2 separate regions of the Mus musculus genome follow, and region 1 is linked to region 2. A link is a loop called in an ENCODE intact Hi-C map of the cell type or tissue named here. Cell type or tissue: gastrocnemius. All regions are shown on one strand. Links, peaks and the distances in the headings refer to the core of each region. The heading gives the core; the rest is flanking DNA.

Region 1 (8,331 bases), core at 286-8,285, 100 kb after region 2:
TCACTTGAAGAAAGGTAAGGTGGCTGACTGGCTCACAACTGTTGTATAAACATATCCTGACCTGGCCTTGAGTCCATCTGCAGGTGACCAGCTGATGGGAGAGGGAGCCCACAGGGCCTTTGTATTAAGCTGCCAGGTTTTGTCTCAGATCAGGAGGGTGAGGAAGAAGCTGGCCACCTTGGAAGGTCCCCATCTTTATTACCAGCCTTTGTTACTTAGTCCTCTATTATTATGGCCTTTCTCCCTATGTCCCAGGGAGTCTGGCCCACTCCTAGCCCCTCAGAGCATAGGCATAGTTGGTCCCTCTTTGGATTTGTAAAGCTAAAGAGAGCACTGACCTCAGGGTCAATCCTTTAGAGTTAATTGGGTTTTTTCCACAGTTGAGTAGCAATAGCACCCAATAAGGAATTTTCTCAATGGCTTAAGAGACTGTGGTTGGAAGGTCTGTGTCCCTGCCCTCCCAGAATTCTGGTTGAAATCCTACCTGAGCCCTCCAAAGGCACTAGACATGATCAGGTCTTCAGAATGAAACTGAGAAGGGTCCCTGCATTTGTTTGTTAAAAACCTCAGAAATTCCTTACCCCTTCCACCAAGGGAGATCACAGCAGAGGATGCCATCTTGTGCAAATCAGTCTTTACCAGGGCTTCCCAGCCGCTGTAATTGTGAGAGATGTTCCCCCTCCCCCCCCCCCCCATTATGTACGAGTCACTCCATTTCAGGGAATTTACTACAGCTGCCTAAACACACAAAGGCAGGAGAGGTTGTGAGTTCAGGCTGAAGTGCTCACACAGCAAATGGCACTAGGAACCGGTAGGAAATTGGATCCATAAGTCCGCGGCTGAGCGACAGAGGGTGAGCCCTCAGAAGTCACAGGGTTACTTTTGAAGCTATAGGAATGAAGAAGATGGATGAGAAGGAGCCGCTCTGAAAGGTAGAGGGAGCAAGGGGGTGTGTGAAAGTCACAGACCCTGTGGGCACCGACAACAGCCCAGAGTTCAGTGAGCCCAGCGTTTAGGGGGTCCTGAGGGATAGGGTCATGAGTAACCTTTATGACAGGAAGGTGACAGAGGGGAGCAGAAGCCAGTTTGCAATGAACCAAAGAGGAATTTCCAAGTGGCAGGCGATGAAAGGAAGGGGACAGATCGGGTTGGAAGGGGAGAGAGAGAAGAGAGACTCCTCTCCCAGGCTTTCCTTCTGGGTAAGGAACACATTCACATTCCGGGGCCTCTTCTCTGTCCCAAACACACAGCAATGATGAATAAAAATGCCCAAAGAGGGCTGGGCAGCTCACTTGGTAGAGCATGCATGGCAGACACAAAGCTCTGGGCTCCATAAACTGGAGAAATGATAGCCTTTACGTGTCACCCCCACACGCGGGAGTCCAAGGTGCTAGCCTGGGTTACATAACAAACTCGAAGCCAGCCTGGGCTACATGAGATCATGTCTCAAAAGCAGAACAAAACAAAAATGCTCAGAGACTATTCATATTTGGAACAGGAAGAGCTGAACGCATTTTTTAGAACTTGAAGAGGCACAATTGCGTATAGATCAAAGTTTACTTTGGACAGTGATGGTGGCCAGCATTACGGAGCACATAAGATCCAGGTGCTAGTCTGTGTGTGTCTCCTGTGTTAATTCCTTAGTACTTGGGTAGCCCTGGGAGATAAGCATTTAATATTGGACTAAACTGGAAAAGTGAGATCAGATCTCTCTTGCCCAAGGTCACCCAGCTAGGAGTTGAGACTGGAACAACCTGGCTACCATCTAATCGCTGTCTAACTGCTAAAAAGATACATGAAGATAAATCCATAGCTAGACACAGAGTATCAAAATAATATCTTTCAAAGTTCTTAAAGACGTCTTAGGAAGAAAGGCGGCTCATCTGGAAGGGAGTGATACATTGCCTTGATGGTGTATCTCCTTAGTTGTCTGGTGCTATAACTGAAGATCACAGGGTGGGCAATTTATAAAGAATAAAGGCCAATCTCGTTTATAGTTCTTAAGGCTAGGTTGTCCCCGGGTGTGTTGTATGATACTGTGAGGTCATGGTGCCTGCTGGGATTCACACACACGCACATACACACACACACATACATGCACGAAATTAAATAAACAAAGTGTGAAAAGGTAAATCAAGTGGGGCAGGGATGTTGCTCAGTGAGTAGAGTGCTTGCCCAGCATACACAAAAGCTCTGGGTTGATCTCAGGCACTCCATACAACCACACATACATCTGGGCACGGTGATGCTCACCACCTCTAGTCCAGTACTCAGCGGGGAGAGGCAGAGAATCGGAAGTTCAAGGTCATCCTCAACTACATGGAGAGTTTGAGGCCAGCTTAGGCTACATGAAACCCTGACTACATACATACATACATACATACATGCATGCATACTACACAAACCAGCCAGGATACAAGAAACAAATGTGAGACCAGGCTTTCTGAACATCTGGCCCTCCTTGCCTCTTCCTCTCCAGTGCAGCAACCCTAGCAATACTGGGGAAGGGATTCAAGGCTCCATGCATGCTTGGCTACGCTATGACACAACTGAGCTACGATCCCAACCCCTGGCATTAGCCCTTCATGGTAAAATACTAAAGATAAAGGACCCAACAGGCCAGAATTTGGAGGAGCCATCTCTGGAAGCCAGATAGTGAGTGTTCTCCATGATAGACCACATAGAGATAGTTGCTCTTCCAGGAAGAGGAAAAAGTCAGAGGGCAGGGTAGATACAGGGGGGAAGGGGGACAGAAAACCATTTAGCTTGTGCACGGTGGCCTCTAGCTTCAGGCATGTGGGGAGAAGTCATCTAGAGGAGAAGAAGCCAGGAAAGAGGTTTTAAGGAGCATGGTGAAGGTCAAAGGTGAGAAACTGATGACTGAGAAGAGGCTCACTTGGCAGTCTCTGCAGCCTGGCAATTTGGGGCAGCTGTGGTTGGTGGTGCCGCCAGCCTGCTTGACTGTCCTTTCCCCAGCTGGGCTCTGCATTTCTGCGTAGGAGCACAGGAAATGTTCTCAAGTTAGCCCAGGAGTTGTTTGCAGGGTGTGGGAAATGGAGTAGGCCAAGGTCAGAATGAGCCTGCAGCCCAGCCCGAGTCTCTTGGGGACCGGAGGGTTCAGGGAGGTGACAGGAAAGGTATCCTGGGATTGACCTTGAAGTTGGACTTGGAAGGGAAGTAAACAATGTCTGGGCCTCAGGAGGGGGTTGTAGCGCTAGGGGAGATAGGGGAGCACGTGAACAAGGTCAGCTGACGTGAGAGAAAGCAAAGGTCGAGGGAGGAGAAGGCTGGCCTGTGTCAATGGTGGATGGTCCAGTCCCTTCCTCAGTAAGGTCCCACTAACAGACCAAAGTAATCCCCCTGCACAGCCAAGGAGTACTGGCTGCTTTCATATCAGAGTGTGGGTGAGGGGTTTCCTATAGTTGTATGGGTGACCCCAAAGCAGCCACACTGGATGCACTTTCTGGTGTGGATGGATCATGGCTTCCCATAGCTGTATAAGATTAATGTCCCCTAGGCCATATGCAATTAGGGCAGAATCATATACACATTGCTGGAAGAAGTGCCTGGAATCTCACGTGAGGGTCCAGTGACCTCCTCACCCACCTCCTTAATGGAATGCCCAGTCCCAAAGCATGACTGTGATGGATTCTTACAAGCAGGCACAACTGATTGGATAAGAATGGTGGCTCTTCTGCTCAGAGGGTAGCGCCTCACAGTGGTTAAGGGTCAGAGTGGTCCATAGATAGCACCAGCAGGGACAGAGGGCAAGAAAGCAGAGGGTAGATTGCTGAGGGCTGTCGTGACATGCTATCAGTGACAGGTGACTCTTATAATGTGCTTTTAGGTTGTTGGATTTGTTTGTTTGTGTGTGTGTGTGTTTGAGGAGGGGGTCCCTTCTCTTTCATAATACCATTGTATTTTAATCACAGGGACCCAAAGAATCTTTGTAATTGTTTTCTGGATTGGTGATTTCAAATGTACAACTTCTTCAACATCAAACCCTTGCAGACTCTAGCCTCCCCCCTCCACCACAGCCTGTTCATGCATTTGGACAATCTGAGCAGTAGTCCCAGAACTCAGTAGTCCTCAAAGTCCAACGTCATAGCCGTTGGCTTACCTGGGAGATGGTGACAGGGCCCCACCTAATGGCCCTTCTGTAAAGTGCAAAGGGAGCTAGCAGGCTCAAGAGAGGGGAAAGTGCTCCAGCCATCACAAAGGAGGGAGTGACTTCCTCCAGGATACAGGGGCAAGAATGAGGCGGCGGAGGAGATGATGGTTCATGTCAAAGATGATAATAGCATCAGTGTCGGCAGAGAGGCAGAGATTCCTACTGGACAGGACCGAGCTTCCTGCTCCCTGGCTAAACCACATCCCCGACCCTGCTCCTCCGTTTTTAACCCCCTGGTCCAAGGTTTACATCTTCGTTGTGAGGAAAGGGAAATCTGTCTTTCCCATCTTACAGAACCAGTTTTTGGGTTTTTTGGTTATGTTTTGTTTTGTTTGTTTGTTGTTTTTAATAATAGGTTTTTTTTTTTTCCTCCTTGCAAGTTTTCCAAGGCTGCAAGAATTCCTTAAAAGACTCACACTGACAATCACATGGCCTCTTGCTTTTCAGTAACGATCACTAGGGATTCTCCGAGGTTTCGTGTCCCTCGAGGGAATGCTTGTCCACTGCATCTTCAGAACAATGGCTTTGCAGCTGTGTCTTAGGCTTTTCTACATCTTCAGGCATGAATGAGGGACATGGGTAGGTCATCTTAAATCTGGCTCAGGGCAGACTTTTAAAGTGAGAAAAGGCTGCGGTTGATATGTGAGGTGTGAGTCCCTCAAGGGCACAGATGCTGCCATCTGATCCCCCTGCAAGGGATTAAGAGGGTGGTGACATCCAGCTTTGATATTTAGAGGTAGACTTTTGAGAGGTCCTTAGGAATAGACTAAGTCTTCAGTGTGGGTCCCTGTGATTAAAATACAATGGTATTATGAAAGAGAAGGACCCCCCCCCCCCAAACACACACACACACACACCCTGCCTCTTGCCATGTAGCACTTCCTGTACTACCTGCCTCTGTAGAATTCCTGCCAGTAAGAGACTGAAGCTGCCATAGGCATCTCTAGAGAGTCACAAGCCAGAATCAACATGCCTGTACACACACAGACACACTTGAAAACAGAGAAGGCGAAGTCCAAAAGTCCTCTGATCAAAGTATCACCTCTCTCTCTCTCTCTCTCTCTCTCTCTGTGTGTGTGTGTGTCTCTGTGTGTGTGTCTGTGTCTGTGCACTCGCACATGCATGCCATAGAGGCTTCTGTATAGGACGGCTCGTCTTCATTTCTTCATAAGCTTTCTTTCCTAGCTTGCAGGTATTTCATTATAGTAACACAGAACAGGCTAAGCCAGAAGGAGCAGCTAATACATGGCCTGGGGTGGGGGGTGGAGAGAGAGTGAAAAAAAAAAAAGAGAATCTGGGTGGGAATGCCACAGTAGGAAAGAAAGTCTGGCCCCAGAGACCCAACGGCAAAGGAAATAAGTTAAAAATAAAATAAAGCCGGGGATAAACCTAAGAGCTCCTTGGCGGGATCAAAGCTGAGTGGAAGACTCTGTTCCTAGAGCCCCATGTCCGAGCAATTTATTTTTCCTAACCTCTCGGTCCCCACGTGCCTCGCCAGCCGAGATCAAGTGACAAAGGACATCTCAAAATACCCACAGCAAAAACCACTCAGCATATCTCCCAGGTGGAGAAAGATGACCGTTTTGAGAGTCTTCCTCGAGAATCACTGATAGATTTTCCAGCGTCCAGCCAAGTCCTTGGGCACTTGTCACCTGCCAGCTGGCCACTGCCTTCCAGCCTTGGACTAGATCTCTCTCCTGACTAGAGGCCCCCCACTGGATGCTTGTGGCTTTCTCTGGTTTTGCATCTTCCTCCTGGAACCCTCCCGACCTTTTGTTAATGAAGATCTTAGCGAGGGGGAAATTGCATTAGTGGCTCATAATCTTGGGTCAGGGCTCTAAATTGTGTTAGTTGGTAAGTAAGGGTAACATTGGAAGTCTGTGTTTGTGGTGAGCTATTCCCGAGGACCGTAATGGACAGTAAAATAATAAAGAATGGGCAGGAAGACGGCTCTTAAAACCAGATTTGCCACGCAGGTGGTACCAGACAGGGCAAGGCTTCTGCACTGTATCAGGATGGAAGAAGCAGAGCTCTTGGTAGGTCCCAGCGATACAGAATGATGCCTGATACTTTCAGTACCCTACATATCATCTCAGTTAACATTCATAGCAACGTATAAGCGAAGGCTCGCTGTGGATGCTCTCGTTGCTTTTAAGAGATGTGTGTCCACATATATGTGTATATGTATATATGTGTGCGTGTATATATATATATATATATATATATATATATATATACACACACTCCTGGCTCAGCAAGGGGTGGTGGAGTACTTCCCCCAACACCACACACACACACACACACACACACACACACACACACACACACACACACATATGCACACAGGCACACACATATACCTTGTCCAAGGCTGAACAGCTAATAATTGACAGAACTGGTTGCCACAGCCTTTTTTGTTGGTTTTATATCCTTTATATATACAACCCTATCTATCCAGAAGCAGATATTGTGACTGGAATAGACCTTGGAGGCTAATCTCAGAGAGATTCCTGCCCTGAAACGGAATGACTGGGTGTAAGGGACTGTGGGCAGTGAGTAACAAATGAAGGGGTTACTCAAAAGTTGAGTTGCAGGCTAGAGAGATGACTCAGTAGTTAAGAGCACTGGCTGCTCTTTGAAGGTCCTGAGTTCAAATCCCAGCAACCACATGGTGGCTCACAATCATCACGCTCTCCACAAATTCGCTCTGTGCCGTCGATCTTGTTCCTGTTGAGATGGGTGACTGGTTTTTGTTTTGTCGTTGCTGCAGTAGTGGTGTTAGGGATTGAGCCTGGAACCTGGGACATGTGGGCACCCGTTCTACCACTGAAATACATCCCTGAAGTCTTTCCTAAGACATTTTATTGATTGGTTGGTTGGTTGGTTGGTTGGTTGGTTGGTTGGTTGATTGGCTAGCTGTCTGTCTGTCTGGTTGGTTGGTTACTTTAATTAATTGGGGAGTATCTTACATCACATGTGTGGTGGTCTGAGGACAACTTGCAGGAAGCAGTTCTTTCCTTCCACCCCATGGGTCCTAGGGATTGAACTCAGGTCATCAGACCTTGCGACGACAAGCACCTTTATCCTCTGAGCCGTTTCACTGACCCTATTTATTGGTGTTTGAGACAGGGTCTCTAGCCCTGCCTTGGCTCAGACTCTCTGTGTAGGCAAGGATGGCTCTGGACTTCTGATCCTCCTGCCTCCGCCTCACGGGTGCATTTTAGGCATGTGCCAACACACCCAGCCTTGTGCAGTGGTGGGGGACCGTGCGTGTTAGGTGAGCACCCTACCCACTGAGTCACATCCCTAACCCATCCAAAGACCCCGTAAGGAGCCTCATCTATCTAATTCAGCGGGGTAGGGGAGTTTGGCAGTGCAGGCTGGAGCCCACCCTGGAAGAGAAGTGTTGCTAAGGTTCCTTTGCCCAGAAGACTATCTCCATGTCTGAGAGATTTTTAAAGCCGAGCTTCATAATAGAAACACCGCCGCAACCTGCTATCAGCAAGAGTGATATTAAACTGGCCCAGAGCCAAGCGCATGGCATTGAGCCAGCAGGGAGAGATTAGTATTGGAAGTAAGATTGTAGGCTCAGGGCCAGGGGAGGTGGTGTGCCCCCACCCCCACCCCAACACACGCTTTTCATTAAAAAATAATAATCAAAAGGATGAGCAGAGTCACAGAAGAATTCTTGCTGAGCACATCTTACCACTCCACCAGGTCATGCTCCTGAGATATCTACAGAGGCGTGTGCAAGCTGACCACTGCCTGTCTGGAAACTTGGCCGTGCATGGCTTAACCTTAAAACGGTCTCCATAAGAACCCTTCTGGTCTGCCCCAACACTGCCATTCTTGACTGGCCTGTTTGACAGAGAAGGACACAAGAAAATAATATCCAGCAAAACCCATTCCCACTGAAGTGGGAGACCGTACATGAAGCCAAACTGACTTCCAGGGAGGCCCACGCGTGGGGTGTAGACTGTGGCATCTCTTCCCTGTGTTGGTCCATCATTTTAGCACTCAGTAAGACCTGTGAAAAGCCATGCTTTGTGTGTGTGTGTGTGTGTGTGTGTGAGTGTGTGTGTGCGCGCGCGCACACATGCACAGCAAAACATGTATGGAGATCAGAAGTCAGCATCATGTGTCTCTTTTTAATATTTATT
Region 2 (8,331 bases), core at 285-8,284:
GTTCATTTACATCTGACCTCGTTCTGGGGAATATTTAAGGCTGAGGAGCTAATTTAGGACGTGCTGGCTCTTACTCTACCAATTAGTCTGGACCGGCGGAGGGGGACACACAAAATGGCAAGGTCTAGGGAAATAAGAGGGAAGGCAGTGTCTCATGTAGCCCAGGATGGACCTTCCCTACGTAGCCGAGGATGGCCCTGAACGTCACCTTCAGAGTGCTAGAATTGTAGGCATGTACCGCCAGACTGGCTTTATGTAGTGCTAGGGATTGAACCTAGGGCATCATCGTACATGCTAGGCAAGCAACCTGCTGAATAGCCTCAGTGTCAAGACTACCGGGGTTCATTTTATTTTGACCCTTGGACCTTGTGTCAAAAAAAGATGGTTACGTCTAGGAGTCTTACCTTAAGAAAAGGGTGATAGGGAACTCAGGCCAGATGAGTCCTGATGGGGAGAGTCAGAGGCAGGACTTGAACCCAGGCTGTTAGCCACAAGCGCCTCCATCTAACCACGTGGCTACAGCACCTCATCGCGTGTCTGTGTGCGTCCGTCTCCTAGCGCACCACCCCAACAAAAGGAAACAACCCCAGGAGCTTTCCCCGGGACCACAGTGGGAATTGCGTGGAGCGGGTGGAACACGCAGAAGCTCCCATCGCCCCTGGGTTTGGGGGTGTGTGTGTGGTTTTTTTTGGTTTTGTTTTGTTTTTGCGTCTTTGTATCCCCCAGGCAGTGAGCTGGATTCCAGAGCCTGGGAGTCCCTCAGAAGCTGGGAGAAGAAACAACTTGCAGAGGCAGTGTCGGGAGCGAGGGACATCGGAGAGAGGGGGAAATTATTAAAGATGACTCTGAAGATGTCAAGAGTAAAAAGAATCGCAGTGTGTGCGCCCCGGCCTGAGGATGGCATCTCTGGGGCAGCTTAAGTTCTTTAGTCTGCCGTGTGGATTAAAGGACTGTGGGATTTAATAACGTGTGCCTTAAAGAACGGCCCTGTGAGTAAGTGTTCCCCTGTCGCAAAGATGTGACTGCTCTAATTGAATTTAGAAGCAGTATTAAAATTGTTCTTTTGGTGATGTTTCCGAGGTGCACAAAATAAAGCATCCAAAGTCGCCATTGATTAAACGGGAGCTTTACCATGTGAGCGTTGTAAAGCACTAAATTCTGCCGCCAGCAGGTTTTATCGCGGTTCTTGCGAAACAAAGTAAGAAAATTCTCCCTTTACATAATTTACGGTCACGCTGCTGTTTAAATGTGCCCAAAAACGTTCTTCAGAATCTTGGCAGTGTTTTAGAATATAGTATATTATCTTAGTATATATATATATCAGTATGTATTGATGGTGCTTATTGTGTGAGCCGAACTCGCTCTTATGGACGAAGGGAAGAGTCTGATACCCTCATGGTGCTCCGTGTGCTTGCATTAACAGGCTGCCTTGCTTGTTCGTCCTCCTTTTCAATCTGGTCTGCCTCTAGTTTCACTGAGCTTCTGTCTCCCACAGAATCCTAAGGAGGACAGGGCTGGTCTGAGACTGTCCCAGAGTTCTGCTGCCTCATGTCTGTTTCATGTCATGCTTCCAGACCCAGAGGGACTCTGGAATCATAAGCAAAAGGGGAGTTTTTCTCTCCTTGGAGACAGGATCTCATGCTTCCCAGGCTGGCCTCAAACTTACTATGTAGCCAAGGCTAGCCTTTGTGTTGGGGTTTTCAGGGGTTGGCCACTTCACCTTGGCCTTTCCTTTCTTATACCTCTCTCTTCTCCCTCCCTTTCACCTCCCTCCATTCCCCCGCCCCCCTCCCCTGCATCCCCGAATCCCCGATCCCTGAATTGCCAGAGATCAGATCCAGGGCCATATATATAACACATTGGCTGGCACACTGAACTGGACCACCAGACCCCATCTTCTCCATCCTATCCAAGGACAAGCAGATTCGACAAACACGAGGCTGAAAGGAGACAGGGAGTGTGTGTTCTCAGTCCTCACACACTGAGGAAGAGTTGACTTATGGGCACCTAAGCATTTAGAGTGGTAGCTGTGGGCAGGAAGGAACATTAAGGAAATTTCTATTATCTCTCATGCAGTGTGCCAGAAAGGGCATGCTCTGAGGTAGACTGCTATACATTGAGTTATTTACTTATATGCTAGAGCTCAAAGTACCTTGAGAGTGCTAGATCAATACTCTACCACTGAACTACACCAGTAGCTTGTACAACTCATTCTTCAATGGGCGTATGGGTGGGAAACACTATAGATTAAGAATGCTACTTACGGGGCTGGTGAGATGGCTCAGCCGGTAAGAGCACCAATTGCTCTTCCAAAGGTCCTGAGTTCAAATCTCAGCAACCACATGGTGGCTCACAACCATCTGTAATGAGATCTGATGCCCTCTTCTGGAATGTCTGAAGACAGCTACAGTGTACTTACAAATAATAAATGAATAAATAAATATTAAAAAAAAAGAATGCTACTTACAACTTTTCCATATACAAATACATTTTAAAAAAAAAAATCACACCATTAAGTTAAACTCCTCCTGACCACCATGGATAAAGAGCCCATTGTTCTGATCTGGAGACATTCCTGTTTTGCAAACTCACACCATCAAAACAAGTGTGAGTTTTCTCTGGCTGCACCCGAGCTCCCAGGATGCCCCCCACACACACACACACACAACGAGGTGCTTCCCTCGGCTCTTCTGGAGTGACTGGACTTTAGGTGGGACTGTTAATTGCAAAATCTGAAGAGGGGAAAGTTTACGTTTTGTCAGCTGCCAAACTCTGGACTTCACGGTGAACCGTCAGGACTAACTTTCTAGGCCAAGTGTAAGCAGCTCCGCCGGGGCTGCTGATGTGAGGGTGGAGGAGCGTGACATTTTATTTAGATGCTTGGCCAGAGTTCAGACCCATGGACTCTAGGGTCAGCCTCCAGAGCTCAAGTGATTTCCCCTAGGAAAATGCTTTCCTGTCCCTAGCCCTTGTACAGGATCACCAAACAACTTGCTGGTGGAGGAAAGGGGCTAGAACCACAGATCAGAGGAGAAAAGCTTCGGTTCCAAAGAGCCATTGCCGGCTGAATTTTTCTCTTGTTGGAGTCATGGGTTGTTTTTTGTTGTTGTTGTTTGTTTGTTTTTCTATTGTTGCTTTTGTTTTGTTTTTCCAGTAGAATACGGAAAAAAAAAAAAAGAAGGAAAAGATAAAAGATAACTCCGCTTTCGAAATAATGTTTGAGTCAACTCAGATCTAAGAGAAAAGCTGTGTTGCTCGGCTAGCAAATAGTAGCGCTGGGGATTCGAAAGGCGGCCCCGCCCCCCTCAGCATCCGTAGACCGGTTGACTGTCCTGGGCCTGGAGCCTATCCCAGCTCACCTCGGTTGTTTGGAATGCTCTCTGGAAGCTGGCAGCGCGATGGTTATGTAATGTGGACTCTGAGGCCTGCCAGCCGGCCCTCAGCAGGTCCTGGGGAGATGCCAGGTTCTCTGGAGCCTTTCTTAAGCTAGCTCAGTAGATTGCTGTGGCCTCAAGTACACACTGGGCACCGATCTCGGCCGTCATGATTTTACAGACTGAGACAGTATCCTCAGTAACCTTCAACCACACCTGAGCATAGTTAACCAAGTCTGGCCCCATGTTGTGTTTAATTTTTGAAATTACAGCCAGATATAAACAGTAATTAAATGTGTGTGTCCGAGTGTGGGTATGAGCATGTGAGTGCAGGTACCGTCAGGGGCCAGAAGAGGGCGTCAGATCCCCTGGAGGTAGAGTTATAGGTGTCAGTAAGGTTCCTATCGCCGTGTTGGGAGCTGAGCTTGGGAACTCAAATAAGAACTCTTAATTGATGCGTCATGGCTCTGGCTCCTGTGTGTTGGGTGCATTGGGAGGGTAGCTGAGCTTACAGATGTGCACTTGTGGAGGTCAGAGGACAAGTGTTAGGAGTTGGTTCTCTCCTGCTGTGTTCTGGAGATAAAACCCAGGTCATCCGGCTAGAAGGACGTGCACTTTTATCCACCAAGCGATCTCTTTAGCCCTTTTGTTTTGTTTTGTTTTGTTTTGTTTTGTTTTTCGAGACAGGGTTTCTCTGTATAGTCCTGGCTGTCCTGGAACTCACTTTGTAGACTAGGCTGGCCTCGAACTCAGAAATCCGCCTGCCTCTGCCTCACAAGTGCTGGGATTAAAGGCGTGCGCCACCACCGCCCGGCCCAGCCCTATTTTTAAGATCAAGTAATCCTCCCTTCTTCCTCTACCACATTTTCTTATTCACTCACTGAACTTGGCTGGCTTCTTTATCGGCTTCCTTAACGGGATGCTCAAACTCCTGAGTCCCTGCTTCCACTGCCTTTGGTGATATGCCCAGAATCGGAATTGCTAGATTACGTGATAACCAACACCCCCGCCCCTGCCCGTCCCCGTCCCCCTCCCCCCGCCCCCCACAAACATGCCTTATCTTGGATTCCTATTTATTTACTATTTTTAAGAAAGCAAAGTACCCTGAGAAACTTGGACTCACAGAACCCGGTTGCTTGCTCTCCTTCCTTTCCTTACCCTTGTGGCATCAGCTTCTGGTGTTCCGTGTTTCGTGGGGAAGGGTGGCCTTGTTTCAATTTGACCCCTCTCGTCATCAATTCCTCCCTTCCTCTTCCTTCTCTTTCATTTTTCTTTACTTTTCCTTTTTGAACTCTTGGTCCAGACACGCTGCTCCTGTGGCCTGTATGGGAATGGGTACTTCCTGCGGGCTGCAGAGGGGAATCCCACCACCCCCACCCCACAGCCGACTGGTGAAGGGTAATGTCCTCTGGAGAGGCTGATGCGGCAGGTTTGAGGCCAGGGGAGTTCTGCAAGCCTCTTGGAGGTTTACTGCACAGCCTTCTGGGTTCTCCAGGGTTCCATCTCTGACCGGATCGACAGTTCATTTCCCCTGCTTGCCTAGCTTCTTTTCTGACTTTTTGGACTTCTCTCTCTTTCTTTCCTTCCTTCCTTCCTTCCTTCCTTCCTTCCTTCCTTCCTTCCTTCCTTCCTTCCTTCTTTCCTTCTTTCTTTCTTTCTTTCTTTCTTTCTTTCTTTCTTTCTTTGAGGGGAATATTTTGTTTTGTTTTTGTTGCTTTTGGCTTTTCGAGACATTGTTTCTCTGTGTAGCCCTGGCTGTTCTGGAACTTCCTCTGTAGACCAGGCTGGTCTCCAACTCAAGGATTCCCCTGCCTCTGCCTCCCAAGTGCTGGGATTAAAGGGGCCTGGCCTTGGTTACTGTTTTAGAATAGATTTTAAACCAACCAACCAAAACAACCTCAGCCAGCATTTAAAAGGCTTGGAAATAATCTCACTGAGTTGCCTTTTATTTTTTATTAGTTTTGAGTTTTGAATGAAAAAAATGGATTATTTTGCACTTTTGGGAATAGAATCCAGAGCCATCCCCATACTGAGTTAATGCTTAACCACTGAACTTTTGAACCATTGAACACTTTCTACACACATGCGCGCGCACGCACACACACACACACACACACACACACACACACACATTTGGCCTAGGCTGAGCTTGAACTTCGGATCCTTCTGCCTCCATCTCTCCGGTGCTAAGATTACAGGTGTACACTAACCCCCAATTGATTCAATGCTGGTCATTAAACCCAGAGCTTTGTCAACACTAGGCAAGAGCTACCAACTTACCTATGTCCCCAGTTAAAAAAAAATGAACCCACATGATATACTTTAGAACAGAACGTGAGACCTGGGCCACACTTATGTGTGTGTGTCATTATCCAACCATAATGACAAATTATTTTATCTGTCAGCATTTTTTTTAATGACCTTGGCTTCAAAATTAGAACACAGATAGCAAACCAGCTGGAAGAATGGAATTAATGATATTTTAAAAACATCCCTTCTGACTCTGGGAATGAGCAGGTGGAACTGAAGGGTGGAGGGTGGAGGGGGACCTGGAGACAGTAACTGGAAATGAGCGACATCGTGTTCCAGCAGGAATGAGCAGGTGGGCGAGAAAGTCTTCCCACAGGGCACACCTAGCAATGTCTGGAGCCCCAGAAGCAGCCGTGGGGGAAGTTCTGATCAGCAAATAAAAGGGCAGGGAAGAAAGATCTAGAAGTATTAAGAAAACAGGACCATCATGCCAGGGGGACTGTTACGGAGCCCGCCGGCCAGGGTCTGGTTCCAATGGAACACACCATGAAAACTATCACCTCCAAGCCATTCCACCTTAGGTCAAATCAGCTTTTCTCCCTGGCCTCTTCAGACGTTATTTGTTTGTTCCTCCTGTGATCCTTTCTGAGGAGTGTGAATGGCTCTAGGAAGGGCTTGTTTTTGTCACGTCCCACCATTAATACCATGGATCTGGGAGCTCTTTCTGGTTGCCAGAGAATTCTGTATTGCTCTGGGCACAAAATTTTCCTTCCCGGGTGATTAGTTAGGCTCAAGAGAAAGAGAAAGGAAGGCTGCCTCTCCTCAGCCAGCTCTGGCTTCTGGGCCTGGGAAGAGGGGGCCAGCCCCCATAGCGTGTGGCCATCAGAATGACGCATGACATGAGAGGCGTGTGAATGCAGCCGGCCGCCGCAGCTGGTTCCCAGGAACACACAGGACACGAAGGGCTGTGATGTAACTCAGATCTGCCAGATGTGGGAGCCGGCATGAGTCATGCCGGGAGAGTCGTTAAGATGTGCCTTCTGGGTCATCTGAGCACAGACTGTAGGCCACCTTCCCTGCCATTCGGGGTTATGGGCAGCAAGTCCACACCCCAGGAATCCCCCAAGTTCACTAACATCTCTCGGAAATCATAGCCTGGTTTTCTGCGGCGACGCAGCGCGGAACCTCTGTAATCCCATGGTCTTCAGCTTGTTATTCGTTAAAGGATTTTGTCCCTTTGGATGATGGAAGAAAATCAGACACTAAAAGGGGTGGGGATCTGACTTCATAGTGGAGCGCTTGTATATCCTCGGATTGTCCGCCCAACACTGTAACCCCGCCACCCCAAAAACAGGCGCTGAGTTATAAGGACATCTACACACATCCTAGAACGATCAGGATAGGGATGCGATGTGGGAGAAAGGAACACTGTTGGCACCGTGCCAGCAAGAGGCCTGGCACTCTGATCTTGTACTTTATTTTATTTTTTTATTTATGAGTACAGGACTCCTCATGGTGATTAATGAGTGCTTTTTCTGAGAAACTGTAAACCGACCTTTAAAAACTTTCTCACAAACGTGTGTTATCCAGTCAGGAAGGTGTGTGCTTGGCTGGGTGGATTTCCTACCACCTAACAGTAGAGAGTGGTGTTAGTGGAGCTGTTAGGGTCAAGGCCTTAACAAGCTAGGCTCTGGCCCACTATCCTCTGTAGGCCAATTAAGAAGTCAAAAGCAGAGAAAGACTCATTCAATCTGGCCACATTGGGAAGAGGAACAAGAACAGAGGCCGTTGAACCTGCAGTCTTCAGAGAGCCAGGAGAAGGTTTGTGTTTAGACAGGGGCAGGAGACAGGCATCTGTAAGCAGCTCATGACCAGGTGTGCTCTGCCCACCACTGGCCTAACATCTTCTCCCCTTCAGCTTCTCCTGCAGGGTGATCTGAAAGGTTGTCAGAACCATGTGTGATCTCTGCCTGAGAGACAAGTTCCCCGCTGGATGCCCAGCTTTCAGCCCTCCCCTCCTGAAAGCAGGAGACTCCTAGTGGGGGAATTCCAATTTCTTAGGGTTGCTGTGGTGCCTCTCTGTAGGGTATCCTCACTTCTGCCAGGATGGTTACAGTGTCCTCTAGGAAGACACAGTTTAATCAGGGAGAGGGAGGTGATGCTATCCTGATGACCTGTGTACCCTAGGTCTGATGAAAGGTGTCCTTAAAGGGAGCTGGAGAGATGGCTCAGTGGTTAAAAGCACTGACTGTTCTTCCGGAAGACCCAGGTTTGATTTGCAGCACCTATGTGACGAGTCTTTTAAGCCTAGTCTCAGGGTCCTCATTACGCCATTGTGGTCACTGGGCACACATGTGGTACAGACATGCATACTGATAATACACCCATATACATAGAAACATAAATAAATCTTTAAAGGGAGGGCCCCCTGGAGGCCAGCCTGGATGAGGAGAACACAGAATAAGATGGAACGAAAGAAGGCCGTTGGTTGAACTTCCAGAACTGTACAGGACAGAATGGTAGAGCTGGCTGGCTTGGAACACATACGTGAATTGCCTTGCATAGACAAGCAAAATATGTCCCAAAGTGACACAAAGGTTCTTCATTGCCTTCGCCTCCTCATGTGCCTGGGTCCCTATGTTTTTAAAAACAAGATCTCACCACAGAAGATGGCAAATGCTTGAAGAGTGCAGACTGGTTCTCATCT

The links. Hi-C counts contacts between places; a loop is a spot of excess contacts. Peaks named below come from ENCODE experiments on the same cell type or tissue, not always from the same donor. Only the 100,000 strongest peaks of a DNase experiment are listed, where the experiment ranks them.
Region 1: it touches region 2 in a loop (2.1-fold over the local background); 13 of 42 quality-filtered maps call a loop at or near these places.

What each region holds. Positions count from the first base shown.
Region 1 is chr11:107,271,919-107,280,249 of GRCm38, reverse strand. The region is part of intron 5 of Pitpnc1 (phosphatidylinositol transfer protein, cytoplasmic 1); the gene reads left to right. Among named protein-coding and RNA genes, the nearest start is that of Gm11716, 60 kb to the left of the region's middle. In gastrocnemius, for the core only: a CTCF peak has its summit at 4,162; DNase peaks (open chromatin) are centred at 4,134, 5,840, 7,426 and 7,707; H3K27ac peaks cover 4,677 bases.
Region 2 is chr11:107,374,703-107,383,033 of GRCm38, reverse strand. The region is part of intron 1 of Pitpnc1 (phosphatidylinositol transfer protein, cytoplasmic 1); the gene reads left to right. Among named protein-coding and RNA genes, the nearest start is that of Gm11713, 32 kb to the left of the region's middle. In gastrocnemius, for the core only: a CTCF peak has its summit at 3,694 (motif pointing right); DNase peaks (open chromatin) are centred at 2,848, 3,414, 6,524 and 7,040; H3K4me3 peaks cover 1,761 bases; H3K27ac peaks cover 5,420 bases.